Regions from separate parts of the Mus musculus genome. Here all the other regions are linked to region 2. Evidence: chromatin loops called from intact Hi-C (ENCODE). Cell type or tissue: heart. All regions are shown on one strand.

Evidence for each region. A loop is a pair of places that touch in the nucleus more often than their neighbours do. Peaks named below come from ENCODE experiments on the same cell type or tissue, not always from the same donor. Only the 100,000 strongest peaks of a DNase experiment are listed, where the experiment ranks them.
Region 1: a loop joins it to region 2, with 4 times the contacts of the local background. A loop is called at or near these places in 4 of 42 quality-filtered maps.
Region 3: it touches region 2 in a loop (4-fold over the local background); 5 of 42 quality-filtered maps call a loop at or near these places.

The regions. Positions count from the first base shown.
Region 1 is chr12:3,423,875-3,428,874 of GRCm38, reverse strand. Asxl2 (additional sex combs like 2, transcriptional regulator) reads right to left here and starts at 2,018. Exons shown (of 13, transcript NM_001270988.1): 1 at 1,663-2,018. The coding sequence starts at 1,719. 1110002L01Rik (RIKEN cDNA 1110002L01 gene) reads left to right here and starts at 2,128. Exons shown (of 3, transcript NR_030694.1): 1 at 2,128-2,374. In heart, CTCF peaks have their summits at 436 (motif pointing right) and 2,751 (motif pointing left); DNase peaks (open chromatin) are centred at 1,274, 2,094 and 4,504; H3K4me3 peaks cover 3,478 bases; H3K27ac peaks cover 2,315 bases.
Region 2 is chr12:4,914,427-4,919,426 of GRCm38, reverse strand. Atad2b (ATPase family, AAA domain containing 2B) reads right to left here and starts at 2,074. Exons shown (of 28, transcript NM_001362349.1): 1 at 1,506-2,074. The coding sequence starts at 1,718. In heart, no CTCF peak of the experiment used is centred here; DNase peaks (open chromatin) are centred at 1,036 and 2,126; H3K4me3 peaks cover 2,699 bases; H3K27ac peaks cover 2,288 bases.
Region 3 is chr12:4,814,669-4,819,668 of GRCm38, reverse strand. It overlaps Sf3b6 (splicing factor 3B, subunit 6), which reads right to left and starts at 2,061. Exons shown (of 4, transcript NM_025323.2): 1 at 1,850-2,061. The coding sequence starts at 1,879. It also overlaps the pseudogene Gm20348. In heart, no CTCF peak of the experiment used is centred here; a DNase peak (open chromatin) is centred at 2,198; H3K4me3 peaks cover 2,064 bases; H3K27ac peaks cover 1,582 bases.

The DNA of each region.
Region 1 (5,000 bases), 1.5 Mb after region 2:
TTCTCCATGATGAACATTACTTTTGAATTCTGTAAGTCTCATTTAAAAAATAAACAAGGAGTCAGTCAGTGGTGGTTCATACTTTTAATCCCAGGACTTGGGAGGCAGAGGCAGGGGGATCTCTGAGGTCAAGCCCAGCCTGGTCTATAGCGTTTCAAGGCAGAGAAACCCTTTTTCAAAAAATAAATTAATAAACAAACAATCCAGGATTTTCGAGATTACTCAGTGGGTAACTGCGCTGGCCAGCAAGCCTGATAACCTGAGTTCGATCCTAAGAACCTACATCAACTCCTACAAGTTGTCCTATCACCTCTACATGCGTGCTCCATAGCCACGTACACACTCCATACATACATACACATACACATACACACCTTTTTAAAATTAATTAATTTAATGTATGCAAATACACTGTTGCTATCTTCAGACACACCAGAAGAGGGCATCCGATCCCATTACAGATGGTTGTGAGCCACCATGTGGTTGCTGGGAATTGAACTCAAGACCTCTGGAAGAGCAGTCAATGCTCTTAACCACTGAGCCATCTCTCCAGCCCCCACACACATCTTTTTAAAGAGAAAATAAAACGTATAATTCATAAAGGTTCAGTTATTAGAACCCACTATGTTGTCCACTATTAAAGAGGTTGAAATGCTACTAATGCTTGATGAAACTTCAATTTCTCCTTAAGGTTTCTTTTCTTCGTAAATACACGTTTTAAATTTTTCAAAACAATGTTTCTCACAAATACTCATTGCTAAATGACTTTTAAATTCCATATAACAAAATTGGAGTGAGGGGCACTAATCACAACTTCATTGGTCCGGTCCACTTTCACTTTAACTTAAAAAAGAAGAAAAGAAATGAAAAGAAAAGAAAAGAAAAGAAAAGAAAAGAAAAGAAAAGAAAAGAAAAGAAAAGAAAAGAAAAGAGGAGGGGAGGGGAGGAGAGAAAAGGAAAGGAAAGGAAAGGAAAGGAAAAAGGAAAGGAGAAAAAGAAAGCCAATAAACTACACGTCCCACCATGCATTGCAGCCTTACTCAGAGTAGGTCTCTACGGAAACAGAAAAAAAAATTCTGAGTCCCACCTGTTACTTCGTTTCTAAACACCTCCTGCACTTTCAGCTCTCACAGCAAACACAAAAGCCTCGTGACCTCACATTGGCTCCCGGAGCAAGATAAGCGGGGGCCCCGGTCTGGCAGCACCTCTGCCTCGACAGGAGAACGCCACCGAGCTCAAGCGCTCCCCTCTCCTTTCCGGGGCTGGAAGCACGCACAAACCGCCTCCTGTCTGCATCCAATCGGGGCTCTCCGAGGCGCACAAGGGAGAAGAACCGGTTACTGGGCAAGCACAACACACAGGGCCGAGACAAGGGGTAACAGTGTAGGGGCGACAGCGACATGACCCCGAAAGGCAACCTCACAACACCGAGGAGGTCCAGTCGTAGCCACCGCGAGAAGTCGCAGTCGCGCGACGGATTCCTCGCGCCGACGCCTCGGTCTCCTCACGGCTCTCCAACGCGCCCGTAACTGCCGCTCTCTGCGCGCGCTTTCCTGATCCTCAACCCGGTCGCGGGGCCAAGTGACCTCCCTTGCCTTGCGACGGGTGGCCGGCGAGAAAACGAACTCCTGCCAGCCTTTCTCTCTGCTCCCTCCTCCTTACCGTCTTGGCGGCCTCCGCCCAGGTCCTGCCCTTCTTCCTACGGCCCTTTTCCCTCATGTCGGTTCTGACTGACTGGGAGGCTTCCGTGCCCCGGCTCCGGCTGCGTTCCCTCGCCTGCTGCGCCCTGCACTGCTTTTCCCGCGGTGCCAGGAAAGGTGGGAGAAAGGGGAAGTCGGACCCGAGAAGCAACTCAGCGAGCAAGCGGCCGCGGAGGCGCGCAGTGGCGGGGGTAGGGGGCTCTACGGGGTGGCCGGTCCTGCTGCCGCTGCCACTGCTACCGCCGCTGCCATATTGGGTTCTTACTGTACAAGCAGCTTCTGTGGTCACGTGACCCCTGCCGCGCGGCCGTCACTACTGTACGCTGCAGGCCGCGCGAACGAGCGCGCACTTGCGCGCGCCCCCAGCCTCGGCGTCGGACCGGCAGGCTGCAGCAGTTAGCCACGCCCCTGCACTTCCGGTGTCTCCGCATCGAGCCCTTGCGCACGACGGAGGGCGGCCCATGGTCTGTGGGTCGGATGTCTGGCGGTCACACCCGCCGGGAAGATCTTCTGGCGGAAACAGAATCTGCTCCTTTCGGGAAAGGCTGATTGCGCGGTTACGTGCAGCGTGTGTTGAGGAGTGGCTCTGGAAACTTAAAGAGCCCGACGATCAAGTGATCTTGCCAACTACCGTTTTAATCAGCATGTTTTATTTTGTTGTGGTACAGGCTCAGGTAAGGCGGACCTTAAACTCCGAACTTCTGTCTCCCATTACTGGTAATTACAGGCATGCATCGTCTTGTCCTCAAGTTCATTTTTTACAAAGCTTATCTTTTTGAAGACGTACCGCGTGCAGTTCTTGTCTATTATTAATCTGATTAATAGATGAGACAGGTTAGATTGATTTACCAACTCTCTAGTATAGGATGTGAATATACCAAAAACTAAGTTGTTAGCTACCAAGCCTTGTCTCGCAAAGTAAATAGACCTTTTTTAGGCCAACAGAAACCACGTTTATGGCTCAGAGGATAAGTGCACTGACTATTCCGGAGGTTCTGAGTTTAATTCTCAGCAACCACATGGTGGCTCACAACCATGGGATCCGATGCCCTCTTCCGGTGTGTCAGCTACAGTGAAGACAGCTACAGTGTACTCATACATAAAATAAATATTTTTTAAAAAGGAGTTTAGAAATCGCATTGTGTTTTTACATGTGATTGGTATCATCAAAGAAGTATGTTTTATCTCCCTTGGCACAGAGCCTATATGTATCAGGAATCCGTTAAATATTTGTTGAATGGTTCAGCTATGTCTAGTCAAGAAACTATTCACTCTTCATAATGTCAGTAACACCCTCCTGAATATCCAGAACATTTTATCTCTGATTATCTGTTCTTGTAAACAACATAGAGGAGAATGCACAGCGGCTAGGGATGTGGCTCAATGCAAGCTCTCCGCCTCCCATGGGTACTGGGGATTGAGCCTGCAGGCTAGCATAAGCCTTCTACCACTCAGCTGTACTCCAGCCATTCTGTTGTTTTTACATAGGCAGCGTCCCCCTAAATTATCCAGACTGTTCTTGAATTCGTTCTGTAGCTTAGGCAAGTGTACACGGATTTCTATCTTCATGCACACCAGAAGAGGGCATCAGATCTCATTACAGATGGTTGTGAGTCACCATGTGGTTGCTGGGAATTGAACTCAGGACCTCTGGAAGAGCAGTCTGTGCTTTTAACCGCTGAGCCATCTTTCCAGCCCCCAGCTTCGGCAAGTTTTGACCTTGCAATCCAAATTATTCAGCCTCCATAGTACCGGGGATTGCAGGCCTTCACCATGAAGGCACATCTCTAGTGATAACCTGTTGTCTAGAATGTAGGCGCTCCCTAGATGGGTTTCAGCAGTTCATAGAACTCCTTACTATTGGCAATATTTTCTCTGTCAAAATATTTTCTGTGTCATGGTGCATCCTTGTCATCTAAGCACTAAGAAGATTAGAAGCTTGGGTTATCCATAAGGTCTGCTACAGAGCAAGTTCCAGGCTGTCCTTCAGACACTGTCTCAAAAAAGAACCATCAACAGTGTGTGTGTGTGTGTCTGTGTGATAAATGTGGATTCCTTTTTTTGCTTTTTAAAAGGCCTCTCACCGGGCAGTGGTGGCTCACGCCTTTTAATTCCAGCACTTGGGAGGCAGAGGCAGATGGATTTCTGAGTCCGAGGCCAGCCTGGTCTACAGAGTGAGTTCCAGGGCTGCCAGGGCTAAACAGAGAAACCCTATCTCTAAAAAACAAACAGAAACAAAAACAAAACAAAACAGAGTCTCTCTTTATAGCCCCAGCTTTTCTGGAACTTTGTATGAAGACTAGGCTAGACTCAGACTCACAGAGATCACATGCCTCTGCCTCCTGAGTGTTGGAGCATCACACCCAGCCTACAATTAGATTTTTTTGAAAAAAAAAATTGATAACCTTTCCTCAATGTTTGGATTGTTGGTGTTCTCTGGGCATGGGGTTTTGTTTACCACCTGGGCTCCTAAGCTTCTTGCTCCCTCCTGGAGCAAATGTTGCAATTTGGAGGAAATATTGCAATTGGAAGGGATATGCTCTAGAGCAAGTGGCTGTATAGAACAAAACTAGACAGATTGGCCTTGGCCAGAATTCCCATATTCCCATCTGACTATTACACATGTGGGAACCTGGACATACCACTTCACCTTTCAGTTTTCTTTGCTAGGGTGTGTCTCTGTCTCTCTGTTTGCTAAGGTGTCTGTGTGATGAGAAACTAGAGCAGTGACTTTAAGCAGACTGGACTGGTGGCGGCTAAATGCTGCAGACCTGGAGGAAACAGGAAGGATGGTGGAGGAACTGGAGGTCAGCCAGAAGGATCTGGGGACAGCCTGTCTGTGTGACTCCTTAGTTAGCATGGGTTTGTCCATCCAGAAGTCCTCAGCCTCTCCTACCCCACCCCCCTGAGGAACTTCACCATTCATTCTGAAGTTGTCTGAAATGTTGTTCATAGTCCGAATGCTCCTCAGATCCCAGCAATATTTTTAAAGTTGTTTTTGTTGTATTAGAGATTGAATGGAGGGCCTTGCTCATACTAGGTAAATGCTCTGAACTATATCTCTACCAATAATAATAATAAATAGTTCTTCTATACTCACTATAGATTTGTTTATTTTAGTATAGAATAGAGTATTCAGGGCATGGGGAGGGGAGCTAAGAGGGTAGTAGAGGCAGAGAGGGGGGGAGAGGAGGAGGGAGGAGAAGAAGAAGAGGAAGAAGAAAAGAAATAGAGGCTGGCCAAGAACATGTGGAGAGAGGGGGAAGGGAATACGGAAGGGGGGGGGGAGAGGAAAAGCCC
Region 2 (5,000 bases):
TCACCTTATTCCTCAGGGGGTGAGGACAGCATGAGATCCCTGAATTCAAAAATGGGACCACAAACTGATCAGTGAGAGATGAGCTAATTGCCTCAGATGAGTTTGACAAGGCTCTAAAGACTAGGCACTCATAGCATGATACAATTACATACTTAGACGCTAAATATTTAATTTGCGCTTTAAGTGTAGAGGACACACTGTTCCTTAAAATTATTTAAGAATGTGATAGCATCAGAAATTTGTACCTTAGGATGGTTTCTGGAGGAAAAAAAAAAACCTCCAGAACACTTAGCTCAACCAAAGAACTCTATACACTCCTAAAAGTCTACTAAATTAAAACAGCTCAAAAATACTTTCCGGATTTCTCACAAAAAAAGATACAATAAATATATTTCATGGCATGGTTGCTGTATATACTAAGCGTATACATAGCATTTCTGTTGTGTATACTAAGATTCATTCTGATTAGTGTCAACACAGAGAAAACGTATAAACAAACCACAACTTTGTAAATCCCTACAAAACCTTGTGTTAAGTTACAAAAATTGTGTGAATTTAAAGGAATATTTTAAATAAAGAACACTGTTCAGTCAAATTACTCTTAGAAAGTTAGCCTCTTTCTAGGCAGAATTAACCCACTCCTTGAATTCAGAACCAATTTCATAGTAACACAAACTTCTCGATGTGCTAGCTTCATGTTTTACACTACAGGTGATAAAAGTTCAGGATCTCAGATCTCATCTCTAAAGAACTAAAGCAACTCTTGCTTCTGCAATTGTACGGACCACAACAACGCTAGTTTGACTTTTGAAAAACATTTCCTTAACAGAAATGTAGAAACCATGTCACGATGGCCATTCGACACGTTTCTTTCTACATACTCCCTTTGTAACTTGAAAGTCCTCTGCTCTCTACAAGAACCTTGGTTAGCTGGCTGGCTCGCCCTACAGCTTACAGCACCGTGTCTGATCTGCCTTGCCTACAGAGGCGTTAAGCGTTGGTTTTGTTTTTAAAGTTGGTGTCAGTGCAGCTACAAACTTTTTTCAGCATCCCTGCCTGCCTGCCTGCCAACTGGAGCTCTGTTCACTTCCTTACCAACTTGAACCACCCCCAAACTAAGTAAACTCAGACAGCGGCAAGAGCTGACACACTTTCAAGAGGGGTTTGACACCGCAGAAAACTTTCACTTCTCTCTTCTCCCCTTCCAAGCCAGGCACTGCAGCCTTAAATTCTTGCTTCCTCTAGAATTCCCTTCTAAAGCCGGGCAAGGACACGGATGGCAGAGCATTCTAATGTCCCCGAAAGGAACCCCAAGAGCCATCTCCCGTGGACTCGAGTGCTGTTCTTTACACAAAAGAACCGGGCCGGCTCAGCTAAGGTGCTGGAGTCGCGGCCCTTCGGCGGCTGCCACCCTCCACCGCACCCGCAAGACGGTCTCCGGCCAGACAAAGCCCGGGCGGCCGGGCCAGCACTTTCAAGCCTCGGCCGTGGGCCGCCGCTCTTACCCGGGCCTCGTCCAGGGCGCCGCCGCTTCCCCCGGCCTTGGCCGCCGGGCAGCTGGCCGCGCGCGTCTTAGAGGAGCGGGTCCGAGAGGAGATGAAATGGCTGCTGCCGCCGGTCGCCCCCGGCTCCGCTCCGGCTCCGGCCCCGGGCCCAGGCCCGGGCCCAGGAGACTTGGACCCGAGAAGGCGCAGAGAGCTCTTCCGGGTGTTCACCATGGTCCAGCCAGGGGGACCGGGTCCACGCCGCGCCCGCCGCTCCCGGGAGAGGCGAGGAAGGCCGGCCCGCCGGCGGGCAGGGGCCAGCGGAGCCTCGCCGGGCCGGCTCGCGTTGCCTCTCCGGGACGCAGGCCCGACAGGCTAGAGCGGAGCAGAAGCCGGCGGCGGCGCGAGGAGGCAGGGAGCGGGAGGCGGAAGCGAGGCTGCAGGCCGGCCGCGCAGACCCTGCGCCCGCTCAGCGGTCCTCAGCGGGAGCCGAGCGGAGCCGCCATGTCTGCCCCTTTCTCTCTCGTTCTCTCTCTATCGAGCTCCGTGCGTCAGGTCTCTGGCGCCGCAGGGCCGACAAGGCCGCTTCTGGACGCGGCCGCTGCGGGGCGCTGCAAGGACGCGCAGCCCTTCCTTCTGCACAGGCCCCGCCTCGACGTGACGTCAGCATCGGCGGGAGGCCTGCGGGGAGGCGCTCTGGGCTGTGAACCCCACAGTGGCCAGCTTTTGCTGCCCTGTCTAGACTGGGGGATGGGCAGAGCCGGCCAGGGCGCAGGATGGGTTTCCGCGTGGAACGTAGTCCGGACCCTTCAACGCCTGGCCAAGACCGAGGACCCCAGATTCCAGACCCCTGCGGTGGCCTGGAGGACGCCAGGAACGGCCGACCAAGCGCGGAGTAGAAGGAATGGAGAGGACGGTGCGGTGCGGAGGGGTTCCAGTTGCCTAGGTACTTTGGGCAAGACCCCTAATGAACTTGGGCTGCACATTGCATGACTGTCCAAATGATAATGGCAATGAATGAAAGAAGTCCCTGCGGTAATCCACGCAAGTTAAACTAAGAAAAAACAACTCTAGGAACTCTGCATCCTTTTTTAAACTCACTATGGAGACCAGGCTAGCCTTGAACTCTGCATTCATCCCAAGCGCCAGGATTAAAGATTTGAACCACTGAACTCAAGTGTTGTTCCCTTTGACTTTAGCCAAGTCTACCGGAGGGATTTTGCAGCATCTTTTATCTCCATCCTACCGGTGTGCAGAATTAAGACAAAACACTTCCAAAGGAAAAAAAGTCAAAGTACTATGTAATTATTAAATTAATGTAATATGGAAAGGTCTGGAATTATAGAGGGAAGAATAAATGTTCATTTCAAAGCATCACAGTTTATCTAAGATAGAGAGCCTAGTCTTTATTTGGGCAGAAATTCCCCTGATTATTACACTAAAAAAGTGAAGAGTGAATAAAGACTAAATAGCTTCATAGTTATAACATTTAGCCATGTAAGACCCCAAACAAAAAATTAATAAGCTTTGTTCAGTCCTCACTATATAGAATGTACAGAGTAGTTGTGTGTATTTATATATATATATATATAAATAAGTAAATAAGTTCAAAGCCAACTTGGTCTACATAGTGAGTTTCAGGACAGGCAGAGCTACATAATGAGACCCTCTGATTCTCAAGAAAGCTCACCAACAAATGGACAAGAGATCAGTAAAGTACAACTGGTGGTAAGAAGCACGAGCCCCTACTTCAAGCAAGGACCTAAGGAACTCCTTTAGAGATACATTCTGAACTACAAAATGAGGGGAAATACATCAAAGAAAGAAAGAAAGAAAGAAAGAAAGAAAGAAAGAAAGAAAGAAAGAAAGAAAGGAAGGAAGAAAGGAAGGAAGAAAGAAAGAAAAGAAAAGAAGGAAGAAAGAAAGAAAGAAAGAAAGAAAGAAGGAAGGAGGGAAGAAAGAAAGAAAGAAAGAAAGAAAGAAAGAAAAGAAGGAAGAAAGAAGGAAGGAAGAAAGAAAGAAAGAAGGAAGAAAGAAAGAAAGAAAGAAAGAGGAAGCAGGCATGGAGAGCATAGGGCACAGCTGTCTGTACTAGAGAAAAAAAATAAGTCAATAAAATACTTTTTAAACTTTATTTAAAACTATATACAAATAAGACTTGGGGATATAGTGTAATGGCAAAACACATGACTATACCGTATAACCCTCTCCCACGCCTGTCAAAGTAGCACAATAAAAAGAAAAAAATTACACCCGTTCAAAAGATACTAAGTTTGCTTCCTTTTAGGAACTACCAAAAGCTAAACCCTAGAGGGAACTTAGGCAGAGTTTTAAACTTCACTTCTGTTTTCAGCATATTTGTCCTATCCAAGGGAAATCAGAACCTCTATTTTGAGAGATTTTAAAAAAAATTATTTAAAAAATTTAAAGAAGCCGGGCGTGGTGGCGCACGCCTTTGATCCCAGCACTCGGGAGGCAGAGGCAGGCGGATTTCTGAGTTCGAGGCCAGCCTGGTCTACAAAGTGAGCTCCAGGACAGCCAGGGCTACACAGAGAAACCCTGTCTCGAAAAAAAAAAAAAATTTAAAGAAAAATCCCTGAGCCAAGACAGCTTTTATGTATATGAGCACATCATCCTTGTCTTCAGACACACCAGAAGAAGGCATCGGATCCCATTACAGGTGGTCATGAGCCACCAAGTGGTTGCTGGGAATTGAATTCAGGACCTCTGGAAGAGCAGTCAGTGCTCTTAACCGCTGAGCAATCATCTCTCCAGCCTTACAGCTTCTGTTTTAAAGCCAGCCTAGACTAGCGCAGCAAGTTGAAGGTCATCCTGGGCTACACTGCAAGATCCTGTCTGAGAGAGAGACAGAGAGAAAAGTGTATCTGGGCAAGTGCTCTTACACTGACCTTCACTCTTGCAATTTGTTTTATTGTCCTGACAAGATCTTACTAAGTTGCCCAGGCTAGCTCTGCACAAACTTGTAACCTTAGTATTTTGGTCTCCTTGGCAACTGAGGTTACTTATAAACATGTACCACCCTGATGACTATAAAAAAAAAATTTTAACAAATAATGTTAGGACAATTGGATATATGTTATGCATAAAATCTCTTTATTACTATCTCATGTATAAAGATTAACTTTAAATTGATTAGAGGCATACATAAAGCTGTGTAGTGGATTGGTCTGATGCTACTGTGTATTTTAATGCTAAATACTTGCTCCCAAGATCTGGTTGCCTCTGATGAGCAGGAGCAGATGTTATGTAAACCTTGCTCCCGGATTTAACTGGTCAACAAAAGACTACAGCCTGTGATTGGGTAAAGGGAGAAAGATGGGACTTGAGGATTAAGTGAGAGTTCTCAGGAGAGACCGAAGGGAGAAGAAAGGGCACGGAGGTGGAAAAGTCTAACATGAGAGGAGATGGGCCATGAGCACTTGGCCAGGAAAAACAGCAAGTAGCAAGGGACACATGGCTAGGAAATAAGTCAGAATAGCTCCAAACCAGCCCAAC
Region 3 (5,000 bases), 100 kb after region 2:
CACCCTTCTTGTTGTTCCTCCTATCTGTGACATTGATACTGTGGCCCGGTCTGTTGCCTGTCTGAACCTGCTGTACACTCCTCACTCTTAGCCTTCTTCCTCTACAGCTGACTCACACGTCCCTCTTTGCTACTACAGTCAATTACATACCAGACAAAACATTTTCTTTCTTTCTTTCTTTTTTTTTTTTTTTGGTTTTATGAGGCAGGGTGTCTCTGTGTAGCCCTGGCTGTTCTGGAACTCACTCTGTAGACCAGGCTGGCCTCGAACTCAGAAATCCGCCTGCCTTTGCCTCCCGAGTGCTGGGATAAAAGACATGCGCCGCCACCACCATGCCCAGCTCAGACAAAACATTTTCAGTAATCACTTATTAAACCAACACGGCTTTTGGTATGAAGCTAAGCATTATATGAATGAAAGGATAAGATATTTGCCCTCAGGCTGGTGAGCTGGCCCTCGCCAGCAAGCCTGGTGAGCTGTCAATCCCTGGAATCCACATGGAGAGAACCGACTCCCACAAATTGTCGTCTGGCCTCTACATGTGCACATACAATAATAAACAAACATGAAAGTAAAAACGCTTATCCCTACCTTCAAATGAGTAGTGGTGATAATTAGACAGACTATAAAAGTTTAAGATTTCCAGGTCAAGTTTGATAATCAACAACTGCCACACAAATATATTTCTCCAGTAAATCTGCTTTTTCACTGTGTAAAACACTGTGTATGTCTCTCTCTTCTCTCCTAAAACTTCACCATCATCATCCCCTGTAAAATTTGAAAAGGCTCTATACTCTTCTCAGCCAACATAGGATATGACCCGGGGCTCCACACTTCTTGAAGAAAACAGATATGATCAAATGGTAACTATATATTCCTATTGTAAACTTTATCCATCTATGTCCATCCAACCATTTTTTTCTTCTATTGGTGTACCAACCACTCCCCTCTTTACTTATTTTTGGTTGTCATGGTTTGAGGTGCTGGGAGTCAAATCCAGACTCACGCCCACTAGGCAATCACTGAGCCACATTCCAGTTTTACTCTGGAATCTTACATATCAGGTCTCTACCATTATGTTGGCTCACTCTCGTTGGTCTATAAAAAGCACTGTAGGTATCTTTAAAACAATTCAATTTCTCTATTAATAAGAAAAATCATAGAATCAGCTCTACAGTTTTGTCCTAACTCCTACCATCTTTTTATTTTACAGGAACTAAGTTTTCATTCACTGAAATGATTCACATAATCGCGGTTGCCCAAAATCTTCATCAGGATATCCAATGGTCAATTATGTGTCTTTGTTTTGGTGTGATTCTAAGTTTTAACCACTTCTTAATTTCCTGAAAGATGTTTTTTTTTTTCCTTAAAGGTTTTGGTAACACTCACTGACAACAGTAGAACATAAGCCCGACTAGTCCTTTACACAGTAGTGTTGAATAAACCCAACTGATGAATTGCTTCCCGTTTGTAAGACAAGAGACAAAGCAGGTGCTTACATAATATTAATAGAGGATTCCCAAAGTTCTACATTCGAGAAAAATCCCAGGCTCCAGCTGGCAAGGAACCAAATAGTTACTCCGTATGTCTTTTTGGACTCAGAAGAGCCTAACGCCTGGTCCTAGGCGTTACGAGGTCACTGATGCCAGGGGGCTCTCAATAGGGGTGGGGCGAAAAGTCGCTCAAAGAACACACCCCTGAGGACGAGCCCAGGACAGAACCTCCTTTGACAGAACTGATAACAAGCTTCCCCAACTATGGGCGGAGGGACAAAAAACGCTCCCCAGGCACGCAGCAACAGTCAAGCAACAACATCGCTTCCCTGTCACGCAGAAAGCGGGGTACTCACATTCGCCCTCTTAGCCGCTTGCATCGCCATCTTGGCGGGCTGATGTAGGTTACCGTAAGATCCCTCTGGATATTTCTAAACCTGATCGCCTTCGTGGGCGACACGGCGTCAGATACAGAGTATTTACAGCCAGGTAGCGCCGGAAGCTTTTACAGCAATGCCGGAAAGTCCGCGTCTCAAATTAGGACGCGTTTACTTCCTAGAAAAGATGCTCCAAGTCACACTACAGAGAACGCATTCTCAAGCCGGAAAGCGAACTAGCAAGCTCCAGAACGCTTCCGGATTGCGGACCGGAAGGGGCGGGGCGAATGCCAAGGGAAGGGAGGTGTTCCGCTTGAGGGGGTGTGGCTTAAGGAGCGAGGGGCGGGGTCCATGAGAGAGATCAGACCCAGAGCCTGCGATTTAGCGCGCCCAGGTCTCGGAGAGGAACCCGGCTCGCCAGCGCTTCCAACAGAGGTCCCAATCTGAACTTTGCTCGGAAGGCCGATCCCGGGGCCCTGGGCCTCAGGTCGCGCTTCACCTGACCGTCGAACTCCCTCACCCGGTTCCCGCGGCCCCTGTCCACGCAAACAGAGCACACAACCCGTCACATGCATCTTTTTATTTCCTTAGACCAGCTTTACAGGACATGGGAAGAGAGGCCACTTCCGAGTTTGCTCGGAGGTCCTCCTTCACTAGGGCAGCTCCAAGACGATTTTGCCCGCGCTCCTGTTAGCCCCCACATATTAGCCACTTGAATATAAGTTGCCGGGTAGACTCTATCAAGAACCAGCAGCAGACGTTGGGGGCTGTTTGCAGAGAAAGGCAGAATCTGCTCCGTGGAGGTTTTCACCGGCGTTTGTACTAAGGAAAAGATTATCAGCCTGAAGAAAGGCCTTAACCCTGTTATTCTCCATCCTGCCTAGCCCTAATGTTTTGAGTATCTAAAACAGCACACCCTTTCACTTCCCATCAGGAAAGAGCATGCTTTCAAATGTGCACCCTCATTCTGTACCAGGTAAGACTGAAGGCTGCAGTAAAATACTAGTGCAAGTGACAGACTTACATAGCTTAACACAAAAGGAATGCTGAAGCCTTATCGCTGCGAAACTGATGGGATATACTCCCAAAGCTGGCTCCTTCTATGATGCTACAGAGGATTTTAGGAACATAAACCTGTCGAAGGTCCAAGCTTACATAGGCTTTTTTGGTATACTGAGAAGAGGTCTACCCTGAAAACAAAGCCGTGGGCCTATGTGAAGACTTAATACTGTGGCCATGTTTTTGCTCATTCTGATAGAAACATATAAATATGAAGTATAGAAATACGTGGGAGGGTTTAGAGAATTAATTATCTGAACACAGTTACCAATTGGTACACAAGGTAGCAGACTTATTTATAGGCTCCCTAAAGCAAGCTGTTTGTACAAAGGCAGTTTTCTGGGTGACAATCCTACTTTCTTTCACTTACCACCCACCTCATTATCCCTAGATCGAGCAAACTAGTGATCCGACTACCTCATTTAAAAAGTAGTTTTAAAGGCTGGGCGTGGTGGCGCACGCCTTTAATCCCAGCACTCTGGAGGCAGAGGCAGGCAGATTTCTGAGTTCAAGGCCAGCCTGGTCTACAAAGTGAGTTCCAGGATAACCAGGGCTATACCGAGAAACTCTGTCTCAAAAAACAAACAAACAAAAAAACCCAAACAAACAAAGAAGTAGTTTTAAAAACAGGGCCCACTAAAACTAACAACAGCTCCTACTATTAAGCCACAGAGAGCCCAGCAACCATCAAGAGCTGGGCAGTTGACATTCTTCTCCTAATAGGATCAGCACCTTCCAAAGGAGAGAGATTGGTAGTCATGTTAAACGCAAGCATTGGTACTCATAAGGTTTCAAGGTATATCTCTGGACATGTGAGTAAAGATAAACATAGGTGTGGCTGTGCGTGCCTATAACCCCAGCACGTGGAGTTTGAAGCAGGGAAAGCTCGAGCTTAAGGCTAGCCTGGGCTACCTATTGAGGCCTTGCCTGAAAATAACAAATCACTACAAGCGCAGGAGGCAAGTACGGTTGGACCTGAAGCACTGGCCATAGAAAGACTGTAGTGAGTGGAATTATAATAGCATGTGTTACATCGTGCATAGAAAGACTGTAGTGAGTGGAATTATAATAGCATGTGTTACATCGTGCATAGAAAGACTGTAGTGAGTGGAATTATAATAGCATGTGTTACATCGTGCATAGAAAGACTGTAGTGAGTGGAATTATAATAGCATGTGTTACATCGTGCATAGAAAGACTGTAGTGAGTGGAATTATAATAGCATGTGTTACTTTGTGCATCTCCTACCTGAGTCCCTGTTCCCCACCTTATCACAGAGGTGGGAATAACTACACCAACACCTGGTATTTTGTCTCATCCCCCCCCCCCCCAATAAATCCATTCCCACGGCAGCCAGGCATGGGTAAGAGTGGAAAAGAGGAAGTCCTGTTCCAGACCCAGAGCAGACTGATCGTCCACATCTAACTTAGCGGGTCTGTGTAGTGAAAACTTTGGTCTCTTTGACAATCACAGACATATTATGGGAATATGTTTTCATTTTCATCCAGGTGAGGCCTATGGGCTGCTTTAGATTGTCCACAGCCGCTGACTAGGACTGGCCTTGTGCTCCTGCGGGGGTGGGATTTGTCAGCTGCAGGCAGTTTCTGAGACCACATGATGTTTAGAATTCTGGGGACTCCTCCTTCAAAGGGAAATGTAAATGCTAGGGCCCTGAGAGGCAGGTGAGTTGTTGGTTTATCATGGCTTAAGTAGTTGTGCACAAAGAAGAAACAAGAGGAAATTAGGTATCCTGAATGGGAAGATTAAACTTGCCCCAAGGAGAGCAATGGCCCTAACCAGCAGGAAGTAGTCAACCTATGACTCTGTCCCCCTTCCTCTCTATCCTTGTTTCTCCCCTATCTAGCATTAGGGGGTTGAAAGGGTAGAAGAAAAGGAATGGAGAAGGGTAGAAAAAAGAGAACCCACAAAGTAGCAAATGCCACTCCAGGTCTGCAGGGGCTGTCAGCTTTGTTCTCATCTCTCCCTTTCTACTCACAAGGAAAATGGAAAAAGATGAATGGGGGAAAAAAAAGACAGATTTGTGCTAAAATGTAGCTCAGTTGGTATAGTG